Linked DNA regions of Homo sapiens: all the other regions are linked to region 1. Evidence: chromatin loops called from intact Hi-C (ENCODE). Cell type or tissue: GM12878. All regions are shown on one strand.

Region 1 (4,000 bases):
TTCTCCCTGTATTGTTTGCAGTGTGACTTTATAGAATCTCCTCCCAAGAGGCAGAGTCTGTTTCTCCTCCTGTCAAATGGGACTGGCCTTGGGAGTGAATGTAGTGGATGTACCAGGAAGCCAGTTTGGAGCTTGGCCTTCAAGCAGCTTTCCATACTTCCTCTCAGACTGTTGCAGACCCACCATCCTCTATGTGAACAAGCTGGCCTGGCCTGCAAGAGGATAAAAGAGCACGAGGAGTGTGGGAGAGCCATCCCAGCTGAGGCCACTTAAGTCAGCCAGCCCCAGCCAACCCAGTAAGGGACCACAGCTGCACAAATGAGCTTAGCCAAGACTAGAAGGATGGGCCAGCTCAGCCAAGTTAAAATTGCTGATCCACAGAGTTTTGAGTAAATAAATGGTTGCTTTCAGCCAGTAAATTTTGGGGTGGTTTGTTACACAGCAAAAACTAATTGATGCTGTGTGCATATGTGTGTGTGTGTGTAGAAAAGGTGATAATGCAATAAAGCCAAGTTTTTGTGTTTTGCAATGGAAAATCAATACTTTTTTTTTTTTTTTTTGAGACAGAGTGTCATTCTGTTGCCCAGGCTGAATGCAATGGCGCCATCTTAGCTCACTGCAACCTCCGCCTCCCGGGTTCAAGCAATTCTCCTGCCTCAGCCTCCCGAGTAGCTAGGATTACAGGCACACGGCTAATTTGTGTATTTTTAGTAGAGACAGAGTTTCACCATGTTGGTCAGGCTGGTCTCAAACTCCTGACATCAGGTGATCCACCCGCCTTGGCCTCCCAAAGTGGTGGAATTACAGTCGTGAGCCACCACGCCCGGCCTAATGTATCTATTTATATCTAAAAAATGATGCCACACAGTAGTCGCATGTTAGTTAGACACATGGAAACAAAAACAGTGATGAGATTTTTAAGTGGATAATCCAAGGAGTAGAAACGAAGGGTCAGGAGGGATTGCAGCGGTGGGCTGTAATTTTTCATTATAGGGCTTGTAGAATTGTTTGATTTTTAAAAATTATGTACACATTTCATTTTGATAAAATAGCAAATTAAGTGGAAACCAAAAAAATAAATAAATGAACTTTCAAGTGACTGGTAGGCAGCTGGTGCACAGCATCTGCCACCACCAGCAATAGTCATGTGTTCGACACATGCCCTGGTGGCAAGAGGAATTTCCAGCTGAGACATTGCCATAACCAACTCAGTTTTCCCTTTTGATTAGTATTCATCCTTCATGCCTGCATGCTTGTGGTTAGCACACAAACTGAAAAAAAAAGTGCATGGAAAAGTTGGATCCAGAGTCTCAGACACTGCAGGTGTTCTCCGAGTTGTTAGTCTCCATTCTAATACAGTCCAATAAGGACCACAAACATCAAACATAATGGAGAACTGCCTGCAACCAAAGCCAGGGCATGGAAAAATTGCTCATTAAAAATTATTCTGCGGTTACAGTTTTGAACTGGCATGGATAAAAAGTGGAGCAGAGGCCGGGTGCAGTGGCTCATGCCTGTAATCCCAGCACTTTGGGAGGCCGAGGCAGGCGGATCACAAGGTCAAGAGATCGAGACCACCCTGGCCCACATGCTGAAACCCCATCTCTACAAAAAATATAAAAATTAGCTGGGCGTGGTGGTGCGCCTGTAATCCCAGCTACTCAGGAGGCTGAGGCAGGAGAATCGCTTGAACCCGGGAGGCAGAGGTTGCAGTGAGACAAGATCGCGCCACTGCACTCCAGCCTGGTGACAAAGTGAGACTCTGTCTCAAAAAAAAAAGTGGAGCAGATGGTCATATTCAACATGGTGAAAGGCTCTGTGAAAGCAAAACAGAAACCATACACCCGCAATGGCCACCAAAACGGCTGCTGACATACGATCACTCTTTTCTTGATGCTGCTCTCTGTGCTTTAAATGTATTTTCTCTTTGAAATGATCACTTTCAAGTGTGTTTATTAAATTCTGTCTCCCATGTTAGGTTGACAGGAAGTATGTAGTATTTGGGAAAAGGCACAGGAGGCAAAAATAAGATACTAGATATCAAGGGATGTGTTGGATTACTCAGGACAGGCTAGGATATGCCACAATAAAGAAAAACCCCAAACCTCTGTGACTTAACGTTTCCCACCGCATATGCAAAGTGGGTCTGCAGAGGGCCTCTGATGATCTAAGTACCTCAAAGTTCTAGAGTGGTGCATATTGCCATGATCAGTTCCTCTCAAAGCTGACTCAAAGCGATGTGTCTCACTTCTGCTCATATTTCATTAGTCAAAGCCATTCATGTGGTCATGTCTAAATTTAAAAAGGTGAAAGAAGGCAATGTTATCCAGAAAGAGAGCTGGAATACTTGTGAACTCTTCCAACTCAATCCAGTATTCCCTCTGCTCTAAAACATAGCTATATAGCACATAGAATATAAATTAGTTACGTTTATTTTTATCCAAAGTATACTTTTCCTAGATATGTCTTACTCCAGAAAATTATTATCCTTTAAAGGCAGATGATGAATCTGGCTAGAGGAGGAGGGCCTGGAAGGTTATATGAGGTACTAACGTTATGTAAAGTGATGTGGTTTCCTTTTTCTCTTCCTGTGGTTGAATGATGTAGCACACTATTTGCAGACCAATCCTGGTCTTCCTTAAGTGGTTTCTATAACAAGATAATTTTCTTTCACCAATCACTAACCAATTTATTTTCACTTCCAAGTGGAGCCTTATTTGTGCCTCAATTTTAGAGATTGTGAGTTTAAAAGAACACCACCTTCTGCCTGTTTAAGAAATAACCCAAGGTGCCCTGGAAATAAAAATGCAAATGCACGAATGGGAAAGCTTTATTTAGCTAAATCTCAAAGCAACAGTTGTGCTTTGAGAAGAAGTTAAGGGAAGAGGAGTGGCAGGACTGGACATTCAAAGAAGGATAATTTTCAGAATGAGATAGTGTGGAGTGGAGGAGGAATAGAGATTTCCATCCCTGGGCACGAAATAAGGAAACGTATTTTTCTGCAGTTATTTGTGAAGAACTTCAGTGATAAGCACTGTGCTTCTCCTTAAATAAAGACTGAAACAGAGAAGTAGCAGTTCCAAATACTTAGCCAAAGTTCCCAAAACCTTTGATCCAACAATTCTAAATACTTAGTGCATCAAATCCAACTACAGTCACAACTCTGTGCTAAAACTCAAGCAACAAGAAAGCTGAAATAATCAGAACTCTTTATTACCTTGGAATAAGAAAAAGCACATGGCAAATAAACCAGTTGAAATCGGGCACACCTTCAAAAGAAAAGCAATTCCCAGGGTGTTACAGGGTCAGGACCGCCTTTAGCCAATTTCTCAACTTTTTTAAAACACATGTTATGCTCAGGCAGAAATAAACTTCATTGAAATGAATTACTGTCTTAACTTTGTTCAGTTTGAACTTCAACATCTTTATGATGGAAGGTACCAACTAATCTGAATGGTAACTACAAGGCCCTTAACATAGGACTTAATGAGATTTGTTGTGTATATTTGTGGTGACTCCTCAAACTCAGGAGTGTGTGCCACAAGGTATAAGCCACTGATTAATTGTCTGAGAGCACCTCAGTTCTTCCTCACTGACATGCTGGTGACACATCACTGTCAGAGTCCGAAAAAGTGGCCTGAGCTGGTCTGCTCCGAATTCTCTTCTCTTCTTCCATGTTCTTTGTTTCATGCGCCATGCCTGGGATGCGTCTGGCCCCAGGTCCTTTATGTTGCAGATAGCAATGTATTGATTATAGATTACTAGATTATATATATTCCTTTACAGAGATATAGATGTGTAGATTATTTACTTATTCACATTAAGGTCTTTTGAAATTGTATTAATCAATTTCTGCAGACCACGGTTTCTCAACATTGGTACTATTACATTTTTAGTAGGCAATTCTTTGTTATGGGGGGAAGGCTGTCCTGTACGTTATAAGATGTTTTAGTAAACATCCCAGGCCTCTACCAACTAGATGCCAATAAAACATCTTCCC
Region 2 (4,000 bases), 250 kb before region 1:
AGGACTACTGTATACATGGTGCAGTTTTAAAGTAATTGGGTAATTCACCACTTGCCTAAAACAACTGGCAGGATAGAATCCATTTTTAACATTATAGATTAAATATTATGAGGTATGTGACCTTGACCAAGTCACTTAATCTCTAAGGGACCTGTATTCTCATCTGTAATATGAAGAGTTTGTCCTAAATGATCTCTGAAGTCCTCTCTTCTATCCAATCCAGCTCTGAATTCATGATTTTAAAAATTCTCATTTAGAAGTTGGGTAGGCTGGAGCTTATCCATCCTTTCTCATAATTTAGTATTTGAAAAGAAGCTTTCTTATGCCATAAAGATAATTAGAAAGCGTCCTGCATACCACACCCACACCTTTTTTTCTTCCAAATGTCTGAATCTTTCTTGGAATTATTCTGAGTTTTATACCATTGGTAATGCCTGGTGGTGTAGCTCACTGAGTTGCCTGACTCCCCATGCTTTTGGAATGAGGACTTGGAGCAATGAAGGTGTGAGGGAAGTTGGCAAGTAGTTACTGCAGATTACTAGATTACATAAACAATCTCTCTCTCCAATGCTTTTGCTTTTGCTTTTCTCTTTTTTTAAATTTGGCTTACTTTTTGTGTCGTCAGTGAAACAAAACTTCTACAAGCACCTTCCAAGAAAGTGACCTATTAAATGTTATCACTGGTCACTTATGTACCTTTTGGGGATGGGGAATGTATGAAAAAAATTTTTTCCCAGAAGCACAGCCCAGTTTCATACATATTTTTGCCCATTTGTGAAAAAAAAGGACATTTCCTTATTTTAGTGTTTATTCGTTGAAAATTAAGTGAAACTTTTTTCACATATGTGCTGTATGTAGATAATTTAGATTTTTGGTTTTGAATTGCTTTTTTAGCAGTTTGTTTTTCTGTTGGGAACATTTATTGTTTTCTTACTGTTTTGTAAAGGCTCTTCATATTATATAACCTATAACATGTCATTAGTATATATGTCATACTTGCAATTTTTTTCTATTTGCTTTTTGACTTTGTTTATGACAATCTTAATATACTTTTTTTAATCAGTAGTTAAAAACTTCTCATTTATGGCAACATAGCATTATGTTAAAAATGTTTCATCAACACGTTACATGTCTAATAATTTATATTTCCTCCAAGTATTTTGTGGCTTCTTCTTTTTCATCTTTTCAACTGACAAATAAAATTGTATCTATTTAAGATGCACAACCTACTTTTATGAGTAGGTCCCTTTCTGAGAATCTGCTCTCAAAGAAGACTGGCCTAGACTTGCCAAGTAATGGCTGAGAGAGACCAGTGGGAATAGATCAAGAGGGTGGAAGTGAACGGAAATTCTGTTCAATTTTTAGGTTTGCGCTTTTCATAAAAAAGTTCTACACTTATATCCAGTGTTGGCTCCATGGGCCCTTTCCATGAATCAGATCTCATGGATAGATCTTACTGGCAGTATCTGGCCATAGAACTTCAGTTTTCAATATTGAGCACTTTCCCAGGCTGCCTGGGCATGACAGAGCTTGCCCAGTGTGGGGAAAAACAGACCTGATGTACTTTGTGCCGGCTCTGTGATAGGAGGGTCAACTTGTTTGGGTTTGTTGAGAGGGTAGATTTCATGTTATATGTTCTTACCACAATTTTTTTTTTTAATTCCACAAAAAGCTTTATAGGCAATACCTTTGAATGCTCTAGAATACTCAGAATGTACAGGCAGGTGGTTAAAATGCAGCTGCTTTTTGAACTGGCAGTTTAGGTAGCACTAGATTTGGATCCCTGACGCCAGGCAGGAAGGCATCAGTGTGGCATTTCCTGTGTAACTATTTGCTCTTACTATTGGCTCTCGATCAGCAGATGAAAATAGCTTTGTTACTAAGAATGGGATTTTGCCCCCAGCTGGGAAGAGACTACCTCGGATTGTCTTCCTCTTACTGGGGTAGACACGGCTAGAAGAAAACCAACCAGCGTGAAGAAAAGCACAAGGAGATTCTTGTTAGAAGAAACTTCATGGTCTGATTCAGTAGAACTGCCTCGGGCCTGGTCTTTGTATCTTGTATCACTGCACAAAGAAGGGAAGAATAACTTTTGAAAAGCCAAATTGTTTTACAATTTTTCTTTCTACTTAGGTTATTTCTGAAATGCAAAGAAAGAAGAAATAAAGCTACTAAGATACTCATGGCAATTAATAGATAAGCATATATACTTAAAAATATGGCTACTCCACTTCAAAGGAACATTCTTCCCCTTTTGAGTACATTTATATCTATTAATAAGTGTATCTAAAGAATTTTTTTTCCACAGAGGACAATGTTTTCAAATAATCTAATGAATGCCTTTTTTTGTCATTGTTTAAGAATCAGTTAACCAGTCTAGCGCTTTGAGAATAAACTGTCCAACATCTTCTCTTAAGAACCCTTAAGTAGACCAACAAATTGATGGCTAGCATTTTGAATACGATGGACTTAAAGGCTCATTACTTGTTTTCTATGCTATCATCATTTTTGACACACATTCTTGTGTCATGGCCCTATTTCATTATAGAATGGCATTGTGGAGTAAGGATGATATTAAATTTTAATGTTATTGCTATTATTACTGTTGACCGTTTTTAGCATAAGTATGCCTGGTTCTTTAATTCCAGCTTCTGCAGGGCCAGAAAATAGAAGTGAGCATAAACAGTCAGGAAAATTACTGTATACCCAGGAGACCCAGCATCGCGTGCTCTGCCTGTTGTGAATGAGGAATCAAAATGGAAAGGTTATCATTTTCATTAGCTAGGAAAGAACAAGACCATACTTTTCTCCAAGTGTAATTACAGCGGTTCACTGGCAACATTACACTGCAGTAATTAGTCTAAAGGTGTATGTGAGGGCAGGCTTTTGCACAGACACTAGAAATATTATTTCAGAGTTGAAGGTCACAGCCTTGTATTTAACATGTTCCAGGCAGCTTAGGGGGGAAAAAAAAAAACTAATTTGACTGGAGCTAAAGAAAGACATTTGACATTTCCCAGAGTCATACATTCAGAAACCAGTCAGGTCGAAAAATTGTATTTTATTTTCTACAATAAAAGGCAAAACTTAGCTGCAGAAATAGCATGTCAGAATATTCTGTAGGATAAGCACAGATAAAATTCAAGTTTATTAGAACCATGATGTAAATGATTACAGGAACTTTTGATATGTGTGGGGTTTTTTTTGTTTTTTTTTTTGAGACGGAGTCTCATTCTTGTCGCCCAGGCTGGAGTGCAATGGCGTGATCTCAGCTCACTGCACCATCTGCCTCCCAGGTTCAAGCGATTCTCCTGCCTCAGCCTCCCGAGTAGCTGGGATTACAGGCATCTGCCACCGCACCTGGCTAATTTTTGTATTTTTGTAGAGATGGAGTTTCATCATGTTGGCTAAGCTGGTCTTGAACTCCTGACCTCAGGTGATCCACCCGCCTCGGCCTCCCAAAGTTCTGGGATTACAGGCGTGAGCCGCTGCGCCCGGGCTGATATGTGTTTTAATCTTTGCCTTAGGAAGAGAATGGACAGAAAAAATAATTGTCAGCAGCTCTTAAAGGGAAACAAAATAGTTTCTTTCTTCCTTAACACCATTTTCAAGAAACAAATGTCTATCTTACACAGGTCCATATATCTACGTCCTTTGTGAATTTTTTGTTACTCTATTTAAATAGTAATATTGAAATCTTTTTGTAACTCAGCATCTCAGAATAGAAATTGATTGACATTATTTTCCAAAGCCACGTCAGGCTTTCTGTTTAAGTAAAGTGAAAGTAAGAAGAAAAAAAAGTTATAAAGAGAAGAGCAACTTTACATACAGTTTATGTTTAAAGCCATATATGAGTTTAAGAGAAACCTTTTGCTTTTTCTAGTCCAAAGAATACTTTTGCAAGCAACATTTCTTACTGAGTTAAAAGTATTAGCCCAAATACCCTGATGTCTTTGTTTAATTTGAGTAATGTCTGCGTTTCTTCACACAATTCTGTTTC
Region 3 (4,000 bases), 730 kb before region 1:
CAAACCTGTTTGGGGCTGGATTTTGGCTGTAGGGTTGTGTGAAATAGGGTGAAATAGAAGAAGGGGAAGAAAAAATCTCTCAGTCTAACTTCTTTTCTTTACTTTAGGCTTCCCGCCAACCCTTTGGTGAATTTGAAAGTAGTGATCAGATGCTCATATGCTGATCCAACTAGCCTAGTTTCCACCCTTACATTTTGAGTAAACTACTACAATCCAGACTTTAATGGCACTGGACACACCTTTCTCCTCACTACCATTTTAGATTTATAACATTTTACTTTTATTTACTCAAGCCAAAGTACTCATTTAAGGTGTCCTCTAACTTTACAACTAGGGAGATGGAATACCATCAAATATATAACTACACTTAAATATATCTGTGTCTATCTGTATTTGTGTGTATCATTTAAATATCTGTTATACAAGGTCATAAATAATCCAGGAGTACAGCATCTGTTTCACCTGCTGCTCTCTTTATGATGTGAAGTGATGAGTCACATGAGTAATTGTATTACTTGTATAAAGTACTTGGAAGACAGTTTAACTTGCATAAGTCCTGTGCTGTGTGTCATAAAGATGAAAAGTTTGAGCCATCTGTTACTTAAAAAAAAAATTACCCCAGTGTACCACCTGGTGTTTAACTAGGCCTTGGGATTTGTTCCAGATACAGCACTGCTTCATTGAACAAATATTGGGGGTGAGGGTGGGTGGGGTTTGGTGATTACTTCTGGGACCTGGGAGGGACCCTTTTCACTGAGTCCTGAACAACGTTATTTAGATCATTGTTATTTCCTATTGTGGTTTGTCTGTCATTAAAAACAATTTTGTCTTAATTTTGAAAATTGGATATGAGGAGTTACATTACACAAAACAACATTATACAATGATGGAGATAATGTTCTGTGCAGCATGATTTAATTTGGAGCAGTGGATAGCCACCTGCTAGGCCTTTGTTCTTGTGGCAGTCTGGCAAGTGGTCCCAGTGTTTTGGGTCTTTCCTTGGTCACGTGGCTGTTGAGATCTGCCTGGGTTAGTTGCAAACCATTAATCCAGTAGCACAGAATGATGAAATATTTGACTACTGGGTGTTTGAAGTAAGAAAACAAATCCTTTTAAAAGTTATTATTCAGCAACCACAGAATGCTTTTATCATGTTGATATAACATCTGAGTCTTTACATTTTATCTAAGGGTAGCCTATTCTTATCTACAACATAAAAAAGAAATCTAGGTAATATTTGGCATTATGGTAACTAGCTACCATATAGCACCTGTCTGCTTACCCACTGTGGTGGGGTAACCATATAATTCAGTGATTAAACTGGAATACTTTTGTCAGTGACAGAGAGCTAGGACGAAAGGTGTAAACAAGGATATGTAGTCATTTTACTTACAAGGCATAGCCATATTTTGCCATCTTCCATGATCAAGAATAACTGACTATTCCTCATGCATGTAAGAGTAATTCTTATTTTCAAATTGCATTAATTGTGCTGGTATAGTGCCTCATATAAAGTAGGTACTCAATAAATATTTGTAAATTGAATAAATGTTTATGCTTAAAGAAATCTTAAAGCTTCCTGCCAAAATCTTTAAAAATGTACGTTTTAGAAGGGCTTTGAGTTAAACATCCTCTGTATTTTCTTGATATTAAGACCCAGTGTCAGGATTCCCCACAGTGGCATTACCCATGGACCTGTGATCTAAACTCTGAAACCATTTTAATATGTAGTATATTATAAGAGTAGGAAAAGCACTTAATTGCAATTACGTATTGTTCTGTCTAAAATAATTTAACTGTGTGCTAGAAGAGTGAGCCCTTTAGTCAAGTGCTTATGACTTATCTTGGTAACTTATTTACTTTACCTTTTTACTTGAAGTTGTTAAACAATTCAGTGGCTACTTAACATTTCCTTAAATTTACTCTGAGAGAAAATAAGGAACCCAAGTCATTTAATTTACTTGTTTGTTAGTACCTTGTCAGAGACTTTAATAGTACGGAAAGAAATTTGGGATAATTTTTTTCACGAATTTTCAATTTTTGTGTTGTTCACTTTAGAAATTTTCTTTCATTTAAAGTTTTCTCTCTCCTTGCAAGGCCTACTTTACTATATATGACATAGAAAAGGGTGCAGGAATTTCTATCCTTTTCTATGTGGTGATTCTTGCCTGCCTGGGCAGCTTATGAGACAGATTGGATTTAGCTCAACCCTGGAATGTGTGTTACAGTGTGGTGGGTTTTGGCAAGTCACTTGTGGTTTAGAGGGACTCTATGACGTGGGCTGGGAACTTTGGTCTTTTCTTTTGGTTTGAAGTAGGTTTTTTAAAAAAGGTGTTAGACAGTTTCAGGTTCGAGACCTTGTTAATTGGTTTAACATCCCATCTGTCCTAGTCACTCTGATTCTAATATGACAGAATTGAAACAGATGCTATTTAAATCTCCATTTCTTTATTTTATTTTAGTTTTTTGTATGTGTGCATGTGTCTGATGATATTGTAGTCTTGGTCTTTCTGTATCTTTCCCTTTGACTTTTCTACAATTTCTGGTCTGGTTTCTTTGTGTTTCAGCCTTTTTCTTCTTGTCCTTATGTTTTTTCTTTTTGACTTTTTTCACTTGAGTGACAGAGTTTACCAAGTCTTATTGTTTATGTCTACCCTGATGTATCATAATAGTCAAACATTGGTCATGATAGAACTTGCTTCAGTACTTCATGATTTTTATACAGTAGAACTAAATCCATGGGAAGATATTTATTTACTTGTTAATTATCTTCCCATTGCAATGTAAGCTCCAAGGGCAGGGGTTCTCTTTTTTTTACGACTGTATCCCCAGAGCCTGGAAGTGTGCTGAGTGTCTAACAGCTGTTAAAAAAAAAATGAATAGAAATGCTTTAGTTTTCTGAGAGTTTCCCAAATTAGATATTATTTAGGGAGAGTCTTGAAGTTCCTTTGCTCTACAGCACACCCCTGAACCTTGGCTGGTATTTGAACCGTCTAATGAAGAACAAAGTACTTTTGAGAGATTCTATTTGTAATACTGTAAGATTTTTTTTTTAATAGATTGAGCATCCCTAACCCAAAAATCCAAAATCTGAAATGCTCTAAAATTCACAACATTTTGAGCACCAATGTGATGCTCAAAGGAAATACTCATTGGAGCATTTTCAATTTTGGATTTTCCAATTAGGGATGCAAAAAAAAAATTTGAAGTCTGAACACTTCCACTTCCAAGCATTTCAGATAAGGGATCCTCAACCTGTAGTCTCTTCCCTTTCTAGTGCTCATTGTCCCTAGACTCGATTTTACTACTTTATCAGTTAAGATGCTTGTTGGTTTCATTAATAGAAATCTCAGCTGAAACTCACTTAACAATAAGGACGTGGATTATGTTGCACAACAGGAAGTACAAGAAGGCTTCAGAGTGGGTTAATTGAACTCATTGTTGTCATAAGAGACCTAGGTTGGGTCTTTTTATATTTTTCTTTTGCTTTCTTGGCTTCATCCTTCAAGCTATTATTTTCTGTGATTATTAGGACAAGGGCAGCAATTAGATCAACATTTTCCTTGTTGTATGTAATGGGAAAGAGGCTGGCATTTCTTTCCTTGAAGACCTGAGTAAGAATTTCTCTATGTTTTTATTGGGCCAAATTGGTCTCAGATTATTCTCTCCCGAGTATTGGCAAAGGCAATGGAGTTATAGCGATTAGCTTGGAGTAATCATCGAGAGTGAAATGGATGTTGGAATCAACTACAACACTTGCAGAAAATCCCATATGAATTAACCTTTATAAATAAATTTCTAAAGACTGTTGATTTCCTGAGCTTCAAGTTAAAACTTCCCTGAGTAATTAGGTTTATAACCAAGAGGATGCAGGGTGAAGTCAACATTATGATAATTACTTCATTAGGGAAATCATGGCATTTAAATAAAAAAAGTAACAAGTTTCATCTTCCTAAATTTAGTAAATATTACATGCAACATTGTTTGTAGAAAGTAGGTA
Region 4 (4,000 bases), 280 kb before region 1:
ACTAGAATTCAAGCAGCTGGAGAGGTGCAGAGAGATCCCTAGGAGCAAGACTGGTGTGCATGCTGCTGTGGTTGCTTTGGCATGGAATCCTTCTAAGAGTATCAAACTGTATAAAGTAGGTAGGAAACAGAACCTTGTATGCCTGGTAAACTTTGCCAAGGAGAAGGGTCTGCTCTCTGCCTAGGCTGGTTTTTCAGCATATGATTTAAGCATATTTTCCTTTGACTCTTCATATGTGTTTATTGATTTCTTTTTCTGCGCCATATTCTTTGTTTCTACTGTGATGCTTAGAGAGATGGTAGGTAGGGTGGAAAGAGATACGCTTTGAACTTGGCAGAATTCAGCCGACATAGATTTGATCCCTGCTCTATCACTTATGAGCTCTATGACCTTGGAAAAATTTGCTCCAGTGCTCCTAGCCAGCAGTGTTAGAATGATGCTGATAATAATCACCTTGCAAGGTTTTAAGCAAGATACATTTATGTAAAGTCACCAACTCAGTTCCTTTCACGATAATGGGCAGCCAGTAAATGTTACTTATTGTTCTCAAGATTGTCTTTTCTCAGCCAGACACTGTTGTATATATGCCTGTAATCCCAGCTACTCAGGAGGTTGAAGTGGGAGGATAGCCTGGAGTTTGAGACCAGCCTGGGCAACATAGTGAGATCCTGTCTCAAAGAAACAAACAAAAAACGAAAGATTGTCTTTTCTCATTGTTCTTTCTTGATTACACAAACACAGTGTGTCTTATAATTACAAAGCCATATGCTTGTGTTGATATCTTGTTTATTTGTTTTTGTAGTTTTTACTTAAGTAATATAAAAAAATAGCTAAGTGAAAATCTTCACGAATGAAAGCAACCTCTTTGTTTGTTCCTCGTCATCCTAACCAAAATCAGTAGTTTGATAGTACTTCTGTTTCATTATGACATACATCTACCAGTCACCTAACCTGGCCTTACTGAAACAAAACAGTCTTTGAGAAATGTAAGCACATCACTCAGCCTTGTTATGGAAAACTGGCAGAGCACCTGGGTGTGCCCAGAGGGACTGTGATTTCACTTCTCACTCCATAAGCAACATCCTTCTGTTGTGAATTAAATCTTCACAGTCAAAATCTGTGTCTGCATGTGCTTGTTTATTTGGAAAAGAAATGTTATTCAGAGAGGCATTTTATTTGTAATACTTGTGGAGCAATATGATATTAAGTGAGCTTAATATTGGTAGAGTGCTCTTTTCATTTTAAAGATTCTTCACATGCATTTGTTTTTCTTTCTGGCTTTCCTCTCTGTTATTAGGCCAACAGACAAGTTATATTTTATACATATGTGTCAGTATGATGCTTTACATGTGTTTATAACATATATGAATATGGTATATACTCTTCTGTTTGTGAATTGCTGTGCATATCTGAGGATACGCATGTTAGTGAACTGGTTTCAATTTACACAAGGAGGTTTCTTTTTTCTGCTTTCATCCAACCTTTATTGAGGACAGTAAATACTGCCTCTTATCTCCCATCCCAAGCTGAGTTCAGCATCTGGAGAAGCTTAAGGTCCCAATGCATCAAATTATCTTGCTCAAACTGTTGTTTATTACAGTCAATTTTGTCCTGTCACTCCAGTGGCAGAATGTCAAAGCTTTTCTTTGCATTGCCTTCAGCTTTTAGCCTCTGCAGGGATCTGATATGCTGCTCCTGCTTTGCCAGGGGGTGGGTTGGAGGGGACTCAAAGGGTCATGATGAAGCTCCAAGCCAGATAACTACAGCACTGGTTAACCTCCTTGCTAAAGCTGGGAAGGGTTTATGCCCCACCATTTCACTCCCTGGACCACAAACATGCACTTCATTTTATGAATGTCTGTTAATTTCCTATGTTTCCATTTCTTTTCTTTTGAGACCTGTGTAACCACAAGCAAAGCATGTATGATGGTATTCATAGAAGAATAGACAGTGTAAGTCTAGAAACTTAATGTGAATTTTGTCACTGACAAATATGTATTCTGTAATCTGAACAGTTTAATTTAGATAAATAGTTTATCTTTTAAAACTCTGACTAGAATAAACATTCACATGAATTTCCCATTTAAGTGTTTAAAACTTCAACTTCTAACCTTTTTTTCAGTTAGAAACATATATGTACCTAATTATTTCTTTTTAGTTTTATATAATTGTGATCATGTGTATAATTATACATGATGTAGCTTTCTGGGATGAAGTTTTGTTGTGACAAAAGGTGCTTTCCAAATACGTTTTTGTTTTGACCATTGTCAACATAGTTAATAATCTGTAGAAGTTTGCCTAATGCCTTCCTCTGGGGCTTCTTGACCTTGTTTTCTGAAACCTCCTTTTTTTTTTTTTTTTAATTTTTTTAATGACTCCTGTAATGTCTCATCAAAAAAAGCAGTTTCTATAGTATTCTTGAAAAATGAGTGTAATAGAGTTGGGGATGATAAATATATTTCCAGGATGGAATACAACTTATTCAGATAAGAAAAAATCTGGCAATAATGAAACATTTCACACTGATTATAAGCTAGGAAATATTCCTGTGTTTCTACTTAAAATCAGCTTTAGCCCAAGCAACCTCTTCTTTTGCTTGGACTATGGAAGTTGCCTTCTGACTGGTCCCTCCATACCCATTCTTGTTCCTCTCTCGAATCTGTTCTTCCAAGGGAAACTAGAATGATCTTTTATACAAGCTGTCATAGCAACCTGTGACACTACTCTTCATATACATCACACTTGCCATTTTATATGTGTGTGATTATTTGATCACTGTCCATCTCCCTTACTAGATTGTAAGTTCCAGAAGGGCAGAGGCCATGCCTGGCCTATGGTAGATGCTCAGTGAAGAGTTATGGGACACTTAAATGAAGACAGTCAGATCTGTACTAAGTTTTGTGTTGTGAAAGTATGTCCTCAGTTGTCCTGGTTTACACGGTTCTCACAGATAATCCACTCTGAACAGCGACACCTAATTCACTTAACCACCACTTGGTTGAGATCTTACCTCCTGTTCTGAGTCCGCACCATAGGCTAGCCTTTTAAAAATTAAACCCTTACTTCAGGCAGAGTTTGAGATTCAAAAATTTCTCCATAGTTCCACCCAACCCAGATTGGGTTTGAGAATATGCTTATGTAACAGACAAGAGTGGGAGATTATTGACTTCCTAGCTGCTCTTGAAAAAGATCTTTGCAATGAGGCCTGATTATTTTCATATCATGTATTTCCAGAACAAGCAATGTGCAAAAACCCTCTGTGACACCAAATGTATAGGATTTGTTCTTGTGATTTTGGGCTACTTTTTGCATGTCTCAGTTTTCAACAGTTCTCTGAGGAAGCACTTTGCTTATTTGGCAAAATAAGCATATTCGTGGTCCACATTGCAGACCCGCTTTAAGTCACCTATCTCCAGGTTTGAAAGTTTCCGTGGAAGAATCAATAAGTCGCTTTTGGCTCTAAAATGGCTCCTGAGCAGTCACCTTTTTGTTTTCATCCCATCTGTTGTTTTCGAATGGGAAATAAAGATTTTCTTTTTTTTCTTTTTTTCTTTTTTTTGAGATGAAGTCTCGCTCTGTCACCCAGGCTGGAGTACAGTGGCGCAATCTCGGCTCACTGCAACCTCTGCCTCCCGGGTTCAAGTGATTCTTCTGCTTCAGCCTCCTGAGTAGCTGGGATTACAGGCGCCCACCACCATGCCCAGCTAATTTTTGCATTTTTAGTAGAGACGGGGTTTCACCGTGTTGGTCAGGCTGGTCTCGAACTTCTGACTTCGTGATCTACCCTCCTTGGCCTCCCAAAGTGCTGGGATTACAGGCGTGAGCCACCGCACCCAGCCAAGATTTTTTTTTTTTTATTCACTGTAATTTTTGGACACAGACACACACACACACACACACGTGTGTGTGTGTGTGTGTGTGTCTGTGTCCAAAAATATATATATATGTATATATATTTTTTAACTTTAATTTCTGGTATACGTGTGCAGAACATACAGGT
Region 5 (4,000 bases), 170 kb before region 1:
TTCCATTATTTTCTGGGGCTTGCTTGGTCAACTGATGACTCTATGCCTTTGCACGAACAATGGGTTCTGCTTGGAATACCTTTCCCTCTTATCTGTGTAGTGTACTCATATTCATCCTTCAAAACCCTGCTCACACATCCCCTGAAATGCCTTACCGACTCTTGGGTAAAGTTGCTCTTCTGTTTTCACAGCTCTGTTCACACCTCTATGACAATATTTCCCGTTGGAACTTTTCCCATAATAGAATTTGAAATCCTCAAGGGCTTGGATGTGTTATCTTTGTCTTTCTCACACCTGCCCGTTGTAGGTGTTTAACGGAGGTTTTGCTGAGTAAATTAATAAAATTACACAAAACGGAAACTGTCAGCTAACCCAGCGTAGGAGGGTACTAGATGTAAGGAGTATTTTTGTAAGGGGAAGGAAAGGTGTTGGAAAATATCTCATTCGTAACTATTTACATTTTAACATATTTAGAGATGGTGAACAGGAAGAAATAACTAGGGGATTTAAATGTGTTTAAAATTAATACATCACATAGCGCTTATAAGTATAATGAAATTCGAGGCGTGGTATCTCTTGACTTGAAACCATTTCTGGAGGCCTCATGAAAGAGGTAAGTTTGCAACCTGAGCTTGAGAGATGAGAAGCAAGGATCTCTTTCGTTCACGGAAAAACGGGCCTAGAGAGCCACTTCCAATGAGGAAAAAGAACATGAATCTGAAAGTCTAGATAAGCTGAGCGCTTGGTACCTGGCAGGTCCTCAAGAGTGTCTGGGGTATCCACCTCGCACCCCTCAACTACTCCAATGTTTAGGTGAAACAAACACAAGATGCCAAACAAGGCACAGCCTCATTACCCAAAGCACACCTTTTCTGAGAAACTGTGGAGGATGTGGCTTCCACATCCCAAACGCAAACCTAAAACCTAAGTTTCAATGGACTTGCTCCTCCCTAAGTCTCAAAGATGGAGGCTGGTTCTCGCCTCCTGGAGAGCTGGGGCTGCTGCAAAGGTTCTGAGCCATCTCAGAGTCTCAGTCGCCCCCGCCTGTGGAAGTGACAACTTGGGGGTCCTAAGGCTGCTTCTAAAAGACAGACCCTGCGCCCTGCACCAAGGGAGAAGTATGGGGTGTGGAAGGAGAAGCATGCGCACTGCCGTCCTCGCCAGACTGTGGGGAGGCCTTGGGAGCCAGCTTCCGGGCCAGGCCGGAACCAAAATGGCCCCACCCACTAGTGCCATGGTCTCCTGCGGCCAGAAAAATGGCTGCTCTTGTGTTCTGGAGGGGTGAGTAGGGGGTCCAAAGAGGGGCCACCAGTGTTTACTCCACACTGCTGCCTCCTTGGCAACGGGGGTAATTCCTTTTTTGCTCCAGAAACATGGGCAGATGTGGTTCGCAAGGTGTGCTTGGAGGCGTGACAAAGGCTGCTCCAGGAAGATGAAGAGGTGGGAGGTGTGCATGGATCGTGGTAGCTGAAGGTGTTGTGGGCAGAAAAGTCCTCAGAGGAGGCAGGGCCTGTCTGGGGTTGGAATGAGTCAGCGTCATCCGTAAAGGCCAGTTGCATCATGTCTAAAAGTAGCCCGCAAGTGTTGGGGCCAGCTCCCCACTTTGAATTTGTGAAAGACTTTGTAATCCCACGTCACCTAGCCACAGGCACTCCAGTATTAGAATCACAATATGTGAGAGCCAAAAGAGACATGAAAATCAACTGTTCAACCCTCTTATTTTACAGACGAGAAAAAAGAGACCAAGAGGGATTTGATGTCAGGCTTACAGTTTGATTACACCCTCCGAAAACATCATAAATTTCTGCTGTTGTTCTGTGGTGACACTCAAAAGACTATCCTTGTCATTTTCAAAAGGTGTCAGGTTTCCTACGTGGGACAAACCTCTAATTTACAAGCTAGCCTCTTCACGATGCAGCCTCTTTCGGTTCATTTTCAGTTCATCGTTGGCCACTGAAAATTTAAGATCCCTGCGGTGTGAAGGAAGTGTTAAACTATACTGTTAGTGGAAGTAGGTTGTGCTAAATTGGATATCTGCAAGCAGCTTTATGAGCCATAAAAGTCAACATCTTTCTTTCATTACCTTTAAAGGCTGTTTACAGAAAAGATAAGGCAGGCCCAGCTCAGGGTACCCATTGAGAATTAGTGGGAGGATCTGGTAGGAAGGGATAACAGGAAAGGATTCAGAATCGATGACCAGGCAGTGGAGACAGTGGCCTATGGACACAGGGACTAGCATGTCATTTATTTCTTCAGGAGCCTGCTTGTCACACTGATGTGGGACCAGGCTCCAGATGAAGGACCCAGTCAGAAAGGCTGTCATAGCTGGCTTCATTCTTCCTAACCCATAGCTGGTTTCACGAGCAGCCTTCCCACCTCGGGGTGGCATTCATTTCATAGATCTTGTCAACACTTGGTAAAAACTTAAAAAACCAGCCTATCTTATGCAGTACATTCTTTCGGGTTCTTCATAAGTCCTCAGTGTTTTCAGTCTGTTTCCTACCTCTCTTAACCAAAGCTGGTATGGTGCGGGTTGCACATTCACTTACAAGGAAAATACACATCCTCCTTTCATTTTCCTGTTCAATGATTTGCATTTCTCTAGAAGACTCCCACCTCATTGGGTTACTGGGGGGAAGGAGAGTGAGTGAGAGAGGAAGGAATACAAAAATGGCTCTAATCCATTCCAAACTAGTGATCTGTTCATAATGATATAAGAGCTAAAAGAGAGCTAAGTATGTGTAAGGTACTCTTAGGCATTTAAAAATGTCAGTTCATTGAACAATCATAACACAATTTTATGGGTACAACGATGAACCTCTTAGGACAGATCAGGAAGCTGAGGCACAGCAAGGTTTTATGACAAGCCACACAGTGAGTAATTGGTGGAGTGGGAGCCTCTTTGATGACACATAAGTGATCAGCCTTTGAGAGTTCCCCTCAACCCCCTTGCTCTTTTTGAATGTGACATCTAGGAAGACCCAGGGTAGGGCTGTAGTGAAAGAGAAGAGGACTGGTCCTTAGATTCACATGGTGGCCTCTGCGTCCTCCCTGGTCTCTGTAGTAGAGTGGTTGACCTCAAGGGCTACCTGGCCTGGGACCACCTGCCTGGCATTAAAAATGGGCATTAGCCCTTCAACAGAAATGGGCCATCTTTACAAATCAACACAACGTGTAAGCACTGAGCTTATGCTCATGAGACTAGCAGAACGTGTTTGGAGACATGAACAGACACTTCTTACAAGACATACAAGTGGCCAAGAAACATATGAAAAATTGCTCATCATTAATCATCAGGGAAATGCAAATCAAAACCACAATGAGATACCATCTCATACAAGTCAGAATGGCTATTATTAAAAAGTAAACAAATAAGAGATGTTGGTGAGGCTACAGAGAAAAGGGAACACTTACATACTGTTGGTGGAAATCTAAATGAGTTCAGCCACTGTGGGAAACAATTTGGAGATATCTCAAAGAACTTAAAACACTACCATTTGACCCAGCAATCCCATTACCTGGTATACACCCAAAGGAAATTAATGGTTCCACCAAAAAGACACATGCACTTGTATGTTCATCACAGCACTATTCACAAAGTGCAAAGATATGGAATCAACCTAGGTGCCCATCAACAGTGAATTACATAAAGAAAATGTGGTACATATACACCACAGAATACTATGCAGCCATAAAAGAGAATGAAATCATGTCCTTGGCAGCAACAGGGATGCAGCTGGAGGCCATTATCTTAAGTGAATTAACACAGGAACAGAAAACCAAATACTACATGTTCTCACTTATAAGTGGGAGCTAAACATTGGGTACACATGGACATAAAGATGAGAACGGTAGACACTGGGGACTACTAGAGAGGGGTGAGAAGAAGAGGGGCAAGGGTTGAAAAACTAACCGTTGGGATACTATGCTTGCTATGCGGGTGAAGGGATCATTCATACCCCAAACCTCAGCATCATGAAATAAACCCAGGTAACAAACC
Region 6 (4,000 bases), 220 kb before region 1:
CTCAAACACCTGGGCTCAAGCAATGCTCCAGCCTCAGCCTCTTAGAGTGCTGGGATTACAGGTGTGAGCCTCCGTGCCTGGCTACATGTGGGAAAGTTTTTGGGCATGAGCATAGTATAGTGAAAGTTTCTATATGAGGGAAAGCCCATGAAAGCAGGCCCCGCCTGACTGGTCTGCCCACGACTGGCTCCAGGCCCCAGTGCAGTGCCTGTTTCATGGTTATTGAATGAACTTGGCTCTCGGCGATATGCAGGGTGGAATGGATGGGTTCTCCACCAGAGGCAGGGAACCTACATGATAGGTTGAAATCCTCTGTTACTCCAGCTGATGAGGACATTAATATATTCTTCAATGGTTAAAAAAAAATCACAGTCAAGCCACTCAACCTACTCTTTGAAGTCATTTGACATCTTGATAAGCAGATTGCAAAAGCCCCTTTTTAAACTGATAGTAATCTTGCAAATGGAAATTCTTTTCATGGGAACTATGAGGATGAGTACTTTAGAGCGAGTTGCTTCTAACCATAAATTGTAGTTTCCTAGTTTCCCTTCTCACTTTCTAATGATGAAAGTGACAGCCTATCTCTCCTATGAGACTCAGAGTGTGGATGTTGCATTGTACCTAAAATAATAGAACATTATTTTTAAATAAATAAAATAGAATATGTTCAAAGAAATAGAGTGTGTTTGTTTTCTAACATAGTTTATAATGTTTAAAATTTTTTTCATTATTTTTAAATTTTTATGTATTTAGGGGGTACAAGCGCAGATTGCTTATATGCATGCAAGCAGTGTTTTAAATTTAAAGGGCTTTGGGGAAACAAATTTTCTCCTGTCCCTCTCTCTCCTGAATGCAATTCTATAAAATTATTGAGAAACAGAAATTTTCAATCCATATATCAAATCAGGTATCTAGGGCAGTTTTCTGATAGGAAGCCAACCTAAAAATTTAAGATGTAGCACCTTGCAAATTTGCCAACCCCTGAGAAGGAAATTCAAAAGGCAATAAAGGCAAAGAACCATCAGCCGACTTTATCAAGATCAGCATTTTCCCTTCCACAGGCCCCTGGCTCCCAGGGCTTCCTCCTTGAAAACATCCGTTTTGAAGGAATAGAGTAGCCCTTACGCACATCAGGTCAGACCGTGGGTTTGGCATTTTGGCTCTGTTCCTTACTAATTGTGATCACTGGTCACTTACCCTCTCTAGGTGTCTTTCCTCATCTATAAATTGGGAGGAATAGAGTCCATTTGATAGGATGGTTTTGATGTCGAAGTGAGATAAAGCTTGGGAAGCCCTGAACGCTGCCTGACACGTAGAAGTGATCAGTGAATATGTGATGTGGAGTGGGGGGCATGGTGATAGTGAAGATTTACTTGGGGCCTGGTTGATCAAGATACTAATAATATCTCGTTCATGAACATGGATGATGTTTTGCCCTAATCACCTATATGCCATGAGACGAGGAATTGGTCATTGGTCTTTTTAAACATACAGTCTTTATAAGCAGCAATAGCATTTGTAAAGGATAGCTGCCTGAAATAAATTCTTTGAGTTTTTCAGTTCCCCCTTTTCACTGACTTTGAGTAGCTGTTTCTTTTGTTATCCTTCATGTGAGCACAGTTCCTCTGAACAATCACAAAGCATCTATGGTGTAAGATAGTGGCATTCACTACAGGTCTTCTTCTCTTAAATATTCTTGTGGGAAGTGATTTCCCCTGCCGTGTACTATATTATCTGAAAATGAAACAATCTGCCTAACGAGTCTCCCTGTTTCTACCCTGAATATAAACCAGATTGTGTCTCTCTCCTCCTCAAAACCATCTAGTGCTCCATATGACTCAGAGCATTCCGTATATAGCCAACAGAAGGGAAACCAGGGACTCAGATACTTATATCCCAATATTCATACCAGCATTATTCATAAATAACCCAAAGGTGGAAATAACCAAAGTATCTATCAACAGATGAATGGACAAACAAAATGTGGTATGTAGTAGAATGGAATTTTATTCAGCCATAGAAAGACATGAAGTTCTGACACATGCTACAGCATAGGCAAATCTGGAAACATGATGTGAAGCAAAATAAGCCACACCAGAAAGGGCAAATATTATATAATTCCACTTATGTGAAATATTGAGAATAGGCAAATTCATAGAGACAAACTAGGTTAAAGCTTACCAGGAGCTGGGCGTGGAGATGGGGAGTTCCTTAAGGGTTACAGAGTTTCTGCTTGGGGTGATAACATTTTGGAAATAGTAGTAATGGTTGCACAACATGGTAAATATAATTAATGCCACTAAATTGTGTACTTCAAAATTGTTCAAATGTTATTTTATATATATATATATACATACCATATAAAAATTTTTACAAAAATCATCTAAGGTTTCCCAGCATGTTCAGAATGAAAGCCAGAGACCCTACAACAGCCTCAAGGATCAAGGTCCCATGCCTTGACCTCTCTCCCCTCGAGAACACTGGCCTCCATGCTGCTCCTTGAACATGAACACACGAGGTCTGCTCCCTCAGGAGGGCCTTTCCAACTGCTGGTCCCTCTGCTTGGAATGCCCATCTCTTAGATGTCCCTGGTACATACTTCATTCAGGTCTCTGCTGAAGCACCAGCTTATCAGTGAGGTCACCCTGGGCAGTCGTCTATAAAACCCCAAGCCCTCACCATCCAACACAACCTAGTACTTCCTATTCTTACTCTACTCTATTTTCTCCATGGCACATTTTATCACCAGACATATTAAATATTTACATGTTTCTTTTGCCTCTAGTTACCAAAATTGAAGCCCCATGAATGCTGAGACTTTACTTCATTCACCTTTGTGTCCTTAATGACTAGGATAGGGCCTGGCAGGGAGCAAATGCTCAGTAAACGTCTGTTGGATGAATGAATGAATGAATGAATGAATGAATGAATGAATTTGTTCCGGAGATATATGTATACCCCTTACTGAAAAGGACTGCAAGACCAAAAAGCTGGTTATCCTAGATATGGGTTATCTTTTGCCATGATAAATGCCCTATGACAACCAACCACAGAACTGCAGTGGGGCTCAGCTGATCTCAGCCTGGCTCACTCACACATCTGCAGTGCACTGTAGGGTAGCTCAGCAGCTCTTCTAAGCTTGGTGGGGCTTCCTAAAATGTATGGAGGTTCAGCAGGCATTTGGTGGATCTAGATGGCCTCAACTGGGACTCCGTGGGTGAATCAGCCCTGCTCCGCATGCCTCATCCTTCAACTGGCTGACCTGAGCATGTTCCCGTGGTAAAGGCAAAGGAATAGCAAACAGACATGCACAAGTGCTTTTCAAGCCTCTGCATGCATGATGTTTGGTAGCATCCTGTTGGCCAAGTAAATCACATGGCCAAGACCAGGGACACACTACAGAGTTATGTGACAAGAAGATACAGATACAAGGAGGTATAAGGAATTGGGAATATTAATGTATTCAGTCTACCACACCCTATGAAATCTTGGTGTTTTTGCCTGTGATCTGCGCAACTTTCCTCCTCCTTTTCTACGTCCCCAGAAGACATCACATTCAGTTTCAACCTGAGATCTAATCCTTTCAGCTCTACAACTCAGTGTCTTGTTTTTAGGTAGTGAGTTGTAGAGCTGGAAGGGTTGGATCTGGTAAAAAGAATCTGAAATCTAAACGTTAATGGAAGCTAAGGGACCTTGTCATAGTCTTTTCTATGAGGAAATGTCAAGTGCTCTAGATATCCGGTGCTTTTCTCTGAGGTACAATTGTACCCAGCAACTCAACAGTATCACCCTGGGGACCTGTGGTAGGCAGAATAATGCCCCCCACTTCACCCCCCAAAGGTGATCGTGTCCTAATCCCTAGAACCTGTGAATATGTTAGATTACATGACAGAGAGAATTAGGGTTGCATATGGAATTAAATTTGCTCATCAGCTGCCCTTAACATAAGGAGGGTATACTTGATTATCCAGATGGGCCCAGTGTAATCACAATGGTCCTT
Region 7 (4,000 bases), 430 kb before region 1:
GCAACCCTGGTATATAATTTCACATTTAGATTATAAGTAAGATATATTGCAAAACTGTAGTAGGCAGCCAATATGATATACCTGCTTATGTATAGCAGATGACTGAGAAAACTTCAGGTAACCTATTTTAAAAAAAAAAAAAAAAATCAGATTATCACTGCCAATAAAGTGATCCTAGGCCCAGTGCGGTGGCTCACACCTGGAATCCTAGTACATTGGGAGGCTGAGGTGGATGGATCTCCTGAGCTCAGGAGTTCAAGATCAGTTTGGGCAACATGGTGAAACCCCGTCTGTATCAAAAATACAAAAAATTAGCTGATCGTGTTGGCTCGCACCTGTGATCCCAACTACTTGGGAGGCTGAGGTGGGAGAAACAATTGAGCCTGGGAGGCGGAGGTTGCAGTGAGCCAAGATTACGCCACTGCACTCCAGCCTGGGTGACAGAGTGAGACCTATCTCAAAAAATAAAAAAGTGATCCTTGCATAGTTTTAGACAGTTCATCAGAACCATAAAATTGTGTATTTTGTCTAGTCCATCTGTTGTGAAGAATAATATAGACTTACTCCCATGAGGACAGTATAATCAGCTTTGCCATTTAGCGAAAAAGAGTTTTCCTGTCCTCTTGGGGAAGTCCATCTACCTGGTGAGTAATTTCCAACTATTATGGACATTTAGAAGTAGATGAAATATTTTAGACTAGGCACAGTGGCTCACACCTCTAATCCCAGCACTTTGGGAGGCTGAGGTGGGTGGATCACCTGAGGTCAGGAGTTTAAGACCAGCCTGGCCAACATGGTGAAACCATCTCTACTAAATATATATATATATATATATATATATATACACACACACACACACACATATATACACACATACCTACACAAAAATTAGCCAGGCATGGTGGCACGTGCCTGTAATCCCAGCTACTGGGGAGGCTGAGGCAGGAGAATCACTTGAACTCGGGAGGCAAAAGTTGCAGTAAGCTGAGATCGTGCCACTGCACTCCAGCCTGGGTGACAGAGTGAGACTCCATCTCAAAAATAAAAAAAGAAAGAAAAAAGAAATAAATGAAATATTTTAAATAGTTCTTATGTTTGACCTACCTTCCGCTATAAAAACTAGTATAGCTTTATGCCAAATAGATTAGTGCTCATTTTGGAAACACCAAAGTTTCAGGGCTTTCTTTAGAGCCACTAGCCTGGATAACTGATCCAGCACAAAATTGTCTTGTCCAGCCTTTATTAAAATTCAACACAGTATTTTCACTCTTGGAGGGGCCTAACACTATCATGTTGCCCTGATTTGTGCCTAACGCTCATTCATAAAATGATCCTGACTTAAAGTGGTATGTTTGGTGCTTTCTTTTTCTGTTTGCTTTTTAAATCCTTTCTAAATGGCGGCCCATTTCATTTACATCTCTCATTTCCCCTGAAGTCTTTGAAGCCTTTTTTGTAATGTGCCTTTAACAAATAAGTCTCTCTTTTTTCTCCAGCAGTGTGAGGCTTCTCAAATATTTGTGTTATGAGTTATGGACAAGGCATTTCCTGATCTGTTTCCTTAAAAAATCCATTTTTTAAGACAACCTATAGCATTTAAGATTGAAATCCAAACTGTGGGAGTTTACCTGAAGCTGCAAGCTTTCAAACTGCTAATTTTGTGGTATTGGTAGAGCCATGAAAGTGGAAGTGAAATCTTTTTAATTAATTTTCTTTGCAGTTGAAAATGGCCCATGTTTTAGCTGGTAGCAATGTAAGTTTACATATGAGCCAACTAAGCTGGTTCATTATTCTCTTCAGTTGTTTGAAAGTTGGCAGCCATCATCACAACAGCAGCTGGATACAAGATAACCTAGCAGTGTTGGCACATGTTGAGGCATATGGGAATTTATTAAATCATGCAACCTTTGCAAAGAAGAGCGTCTAAATGACTTAATATACTAATTTAAAACAGCTGGCCATGAGCAATCATATGACTTAAATTATTCTATTCAGATTTATTAATCCAATTGAACATTAACTGAGTAATTTGATGTTTTTATCTAAATGGATAAGATGATTTTTTGAAGTATAAAATGGGATTTGTAGGGATAGGGGAAGAAACTATATAGAACAAAGCAAGCGGTGCAATTCTGGTTTTAGAAATAATCTGTGTTTGGCTGGGTGCAGTGGCTGACACCTGTAATCCCAATACTTTGGGAGGCTGAGGTAGGAGGATCACTTGAGCCCAGGAGTTCCAGACCAGCCTGTGAGACCGTATCTCTACAAAAAAATAAAAATAAAAAAACTAGCTGAGCATGCTGATGTACACCTGTAGTCTCAACTACTAGGGAGGCTGAGGCAGGAGGATCACTGGAGCCTGGAAGTTGGAAGTTACAATGAGCTATGATCATGCTGCTGCACTCCAGCCTGCGTGACAGAGCAAGATCCTGTCTTTCAAAAAAAATTTGTCTTTGTATTTTAAAATATGTATCTTATATATTTTACTATCATTCATTGTCACATAACTGATGTTTCTGTTATCTTTTAAACTTATTACTGAGATGTTTTTTAAAGTATAAAACATGAATGATTCTTTTTTCTTTTTTCATGTGTTTTTGAGAGAGTTACTTCCCAATTCAATGATTTTTGTACTGCGTTATGTTGGGGATGATATAATTAGGGTTCCCAGGGCCTTGAGGCATTAGACAATTACTTTAATTGGGCCTCTATCATTTGAGCAGCAGTGAATGTATAGTCACTCCCCAACATAAACCATGCATTAACATATATTCAAAAAATGACAACATGCGCAGTTCTTAAGCATATGTTTTAATGCTAAGTAAAAGAATCTTTAAGTCCTCAAGTTCACACATTAAAATGTGAAAGAAACATGTAAGAATATCCTACGGATAGATATTTAGGAAATGAAACAGTTTATATATTAAAAGACCTAACTCTTTAGACAGAGTATTTTGTTAGAAGTCCAGTAGCTTTTTAGTTTATGTTAACTAGACCTTAAATAGTTAACATCTCTATCTTTCTCACTTGGTAAATACAATTTGAATGAATTAATAAACGGTTTTGTTTTTACCTGCAAGTTGCATGGATCTAACGTTAAGTTGCATCTTACTGTGGCGTCTCCATGTTGATTTTTAATCCCATGATATTGTTCATTTTAGAATTTGCCATTATCATTTCTTAAGGTACTGTGCACTTCAGGGTTAATTTCCCTTGTTGCTTATAGAATATTAACCATTTTAGCACTGTGATATTTATTATTATTCCCGTAAGTTCACTATACCCAGAGATTGCCCAGTGAAATACCACAGCTAATAAGCAATGAGCACTCATGGGTAAAGGGGAATCTTTTGCAGGGCGAGGAGAGAACAAACTAGAGGGGAAGTAGCAGACTTGCAGAGGAAGTTTCATTCTGTGATCTCTCCGCTGTATACTCATTCAATGGAAGGGGCACAAGGGCATAAAGCCAGTATTACTTGGCTTTATGGCAGGATGATGACTGTGAGTGAGTCATTGAGCTAACTTATATCATCCAGCCCATCCTATGACCTACTTTTCCAGTCTATCTGCAAAAAGGATGCTAAATTATTAACATCCTGAGTAATTTTTCTTTCCTATCATTAGTCCTGGTCATTCATGTGTGCTTATTGGAACACAATCTGATAAAGCTATGTTACATTAAATTAGTATTTTATTCTGCCTTATTCATCTAGTTTTAGTCCTAGTGGCTTGGAAACATAAGTAGAATATTTATCAGAAGAAAAGAAAATAAATGCAAAAGAAAAAAAAAGAATGATTCAGCAAGGATTAGATAATTATATTTTCTTCCAGATGCATTCCCAGATGTGTTTCTGTTCACTAAGTAACCACCTCCAAAATACTTTAGGCAAAATGCTTCCCTGAAAAATGTTTTCTGGCTTTATGTCATCATTTCTAGTATCTTTAGCTAAGTTGTTATTTTGGGTAGCACTAAGGTCGTGTTCACTGTTTTTATCTTTTGCCA

Evidence for each region. A loop is a pair of places that touch in the nucleus more often than their neighbours do. Peaks named below come from ENCODE experiments on the same cell type or tissue, not always from the same donor. Only the 100,000 strongest peaks of a DNase experiment are listed, where the experiment ranks them.
Region 2: it touches region 1 in a loop (2.5-fold over the local background); 1 of 110 quality-filtered maps calls a loop at or near these places.
Region 3: a loop joins it to region 1, with 2.5 times the contacts of the local background. A loop is called at or near these places in 1 of 110 quality-filtered maps.
Region 4: a loop joins it to region 1, with 8 times the contacts of the local background. A loop is called at or near these places in 1 of 110 quality-filtered maps.
Region 5: it touches region 1 in a loop (2.8-fold over the local background); 1 of 110 quality-filtered maps calls a loop at or near these places.
Region 6: it touches region 1 in a loop (7-fold over the local background); 1 of 110 quality-filtered maps calls a loop at or near these places.
Region 7: a loop joins it to region 1, with 7 times the contacts of the local background. A loop is called at or near these places in 1 of 110 quality-filtered maps.

Annotation. Positions count from the first base shown.
Region 1 is chr6:21,436,560-21,440,559 of GRCh38, forward strand. No RefSeq gene overlaps it. Among named protein-coding and RNA genes, the nearest start is that of LINC00581, 73 kb to the right of the region's middle. In GM12878, no CTCF peak of the experiment used is centred here; DNase peaks (open chromatin) are centred at 2,152 and 2,632; H3K4me3 peaks cover 802 bases; H3K27ac peaks cover 1,851 bases.
Region 2 is chr6:21,187,167-21,191,166 of GRCh38, forward strand. All of the region lies in intron 13 of CDKAL1 (CDKAL1 threonylcarbamoyladenosine tRNA methylthiotransferase), which reads left to right. Among named protein-coding and RNA genes, the nearest start is that of LINC00581, 320 kb to the right of the region's middle. In GM12878, no CTCF peak of the experiment used is centred here; a DNase peak (open chromatin) is centred at 1,875; H3K4me3 peaks cover 164 bases; H3K27ac peaks cover 2,831 bases.
Region 3 is chr6:20,706,259-20,710,258 of GRCh38, forward strand. The region is part of intron 5 of CDKAL1 (CDKAL1 threonylcarbamoyladenosine tRNA methylthiotransferase); the gene reads left to right. Among named protein-coding and RNA genes, the nearest start is that of CDKAL1, 170 kb to the left of the region's middle. RefSeq lists an enhancer at 2,438-2,487. In GM12878, no CTCF peak of the experiment used is centred here; a DNase peak (open chromatin) is centred at 2,293; H3K27ac peaks cover 296 bases.
Region 4 is chr6:21,156,757-21,160,756 of GRCh38, forward strand. All of the region lies in intron 13 of CDKAL1 (CDKAL1 threonylcarbamoyladenosine tRNA methylthiotransferase), which reads left to right. Among named protein-coding and RNA genes, the nearest start is that of LINC00581, 350 kb to the right of the region's middle. In GM12878, no CTCF peak of the experiment used is centred here; DNase peaks (open chromatin) are centred at 985, 2,275 and 2,955; H3K27ac peaks cover 1,417 bases.
Region 5 is chr6:21,262,579-21,266,578 of GRCh38, forward strand. No RefSeq gene overlaps it. Among named protein-coding and RNA genes, the nearest start is that of LINC00581, 250 kb to the right of the region's middle. RefSeq lists enhancers at 793-1,293, 1,470-1,519, 1,540-1,599, 1,610-1,729. In GM12878, no CTCF peak of the experiment used is centred here; DNase peaks (open chromatin) are centred at 1,543 and 1,863; H3K27ac peaks cover 1,274 bases.
Region 6 is chr6:21,211,978-21,215,977 of GRCh38, forward strand. All of the region lies in intron 15 of CDKAL1 (CDKAL1 threonylcarbamoyladenosine tRNA methylthiotransferase), which reads left to right. Among named protein-coding and RNA genes, the nearest start is that of LINC00581, 300 kb to the right of the region's middle. In GM12878, no CTCF peak of the experiment used is centred here; DNase peaks (open chromatin) are centred at 416 and 1,644; H3K4me3 peaks cover 729 bases; H3K27ac peaks cover 2,845 bases.
Region 7 is chr6:21,002,529-21,006,528 of GRCh38, forward strand. The region is part of intron 11 of CDKAL1 (CDKAL1 threonylcarbamoyladenosine tRNA methylthiotransferase); the gene reads left to right. Among named protein-coding and RNA genes, the nearest start is that of CDKAL1, 470 kb to the left of the region's middle. In GM12878, no CTCF peak of the experiment used is centred here; DNase peaks (open chromatin) are centred at 1,583 and 3,411; H3K4me3 peaks cover 800 bases; H3K27ac peaks cover 1,561 bases.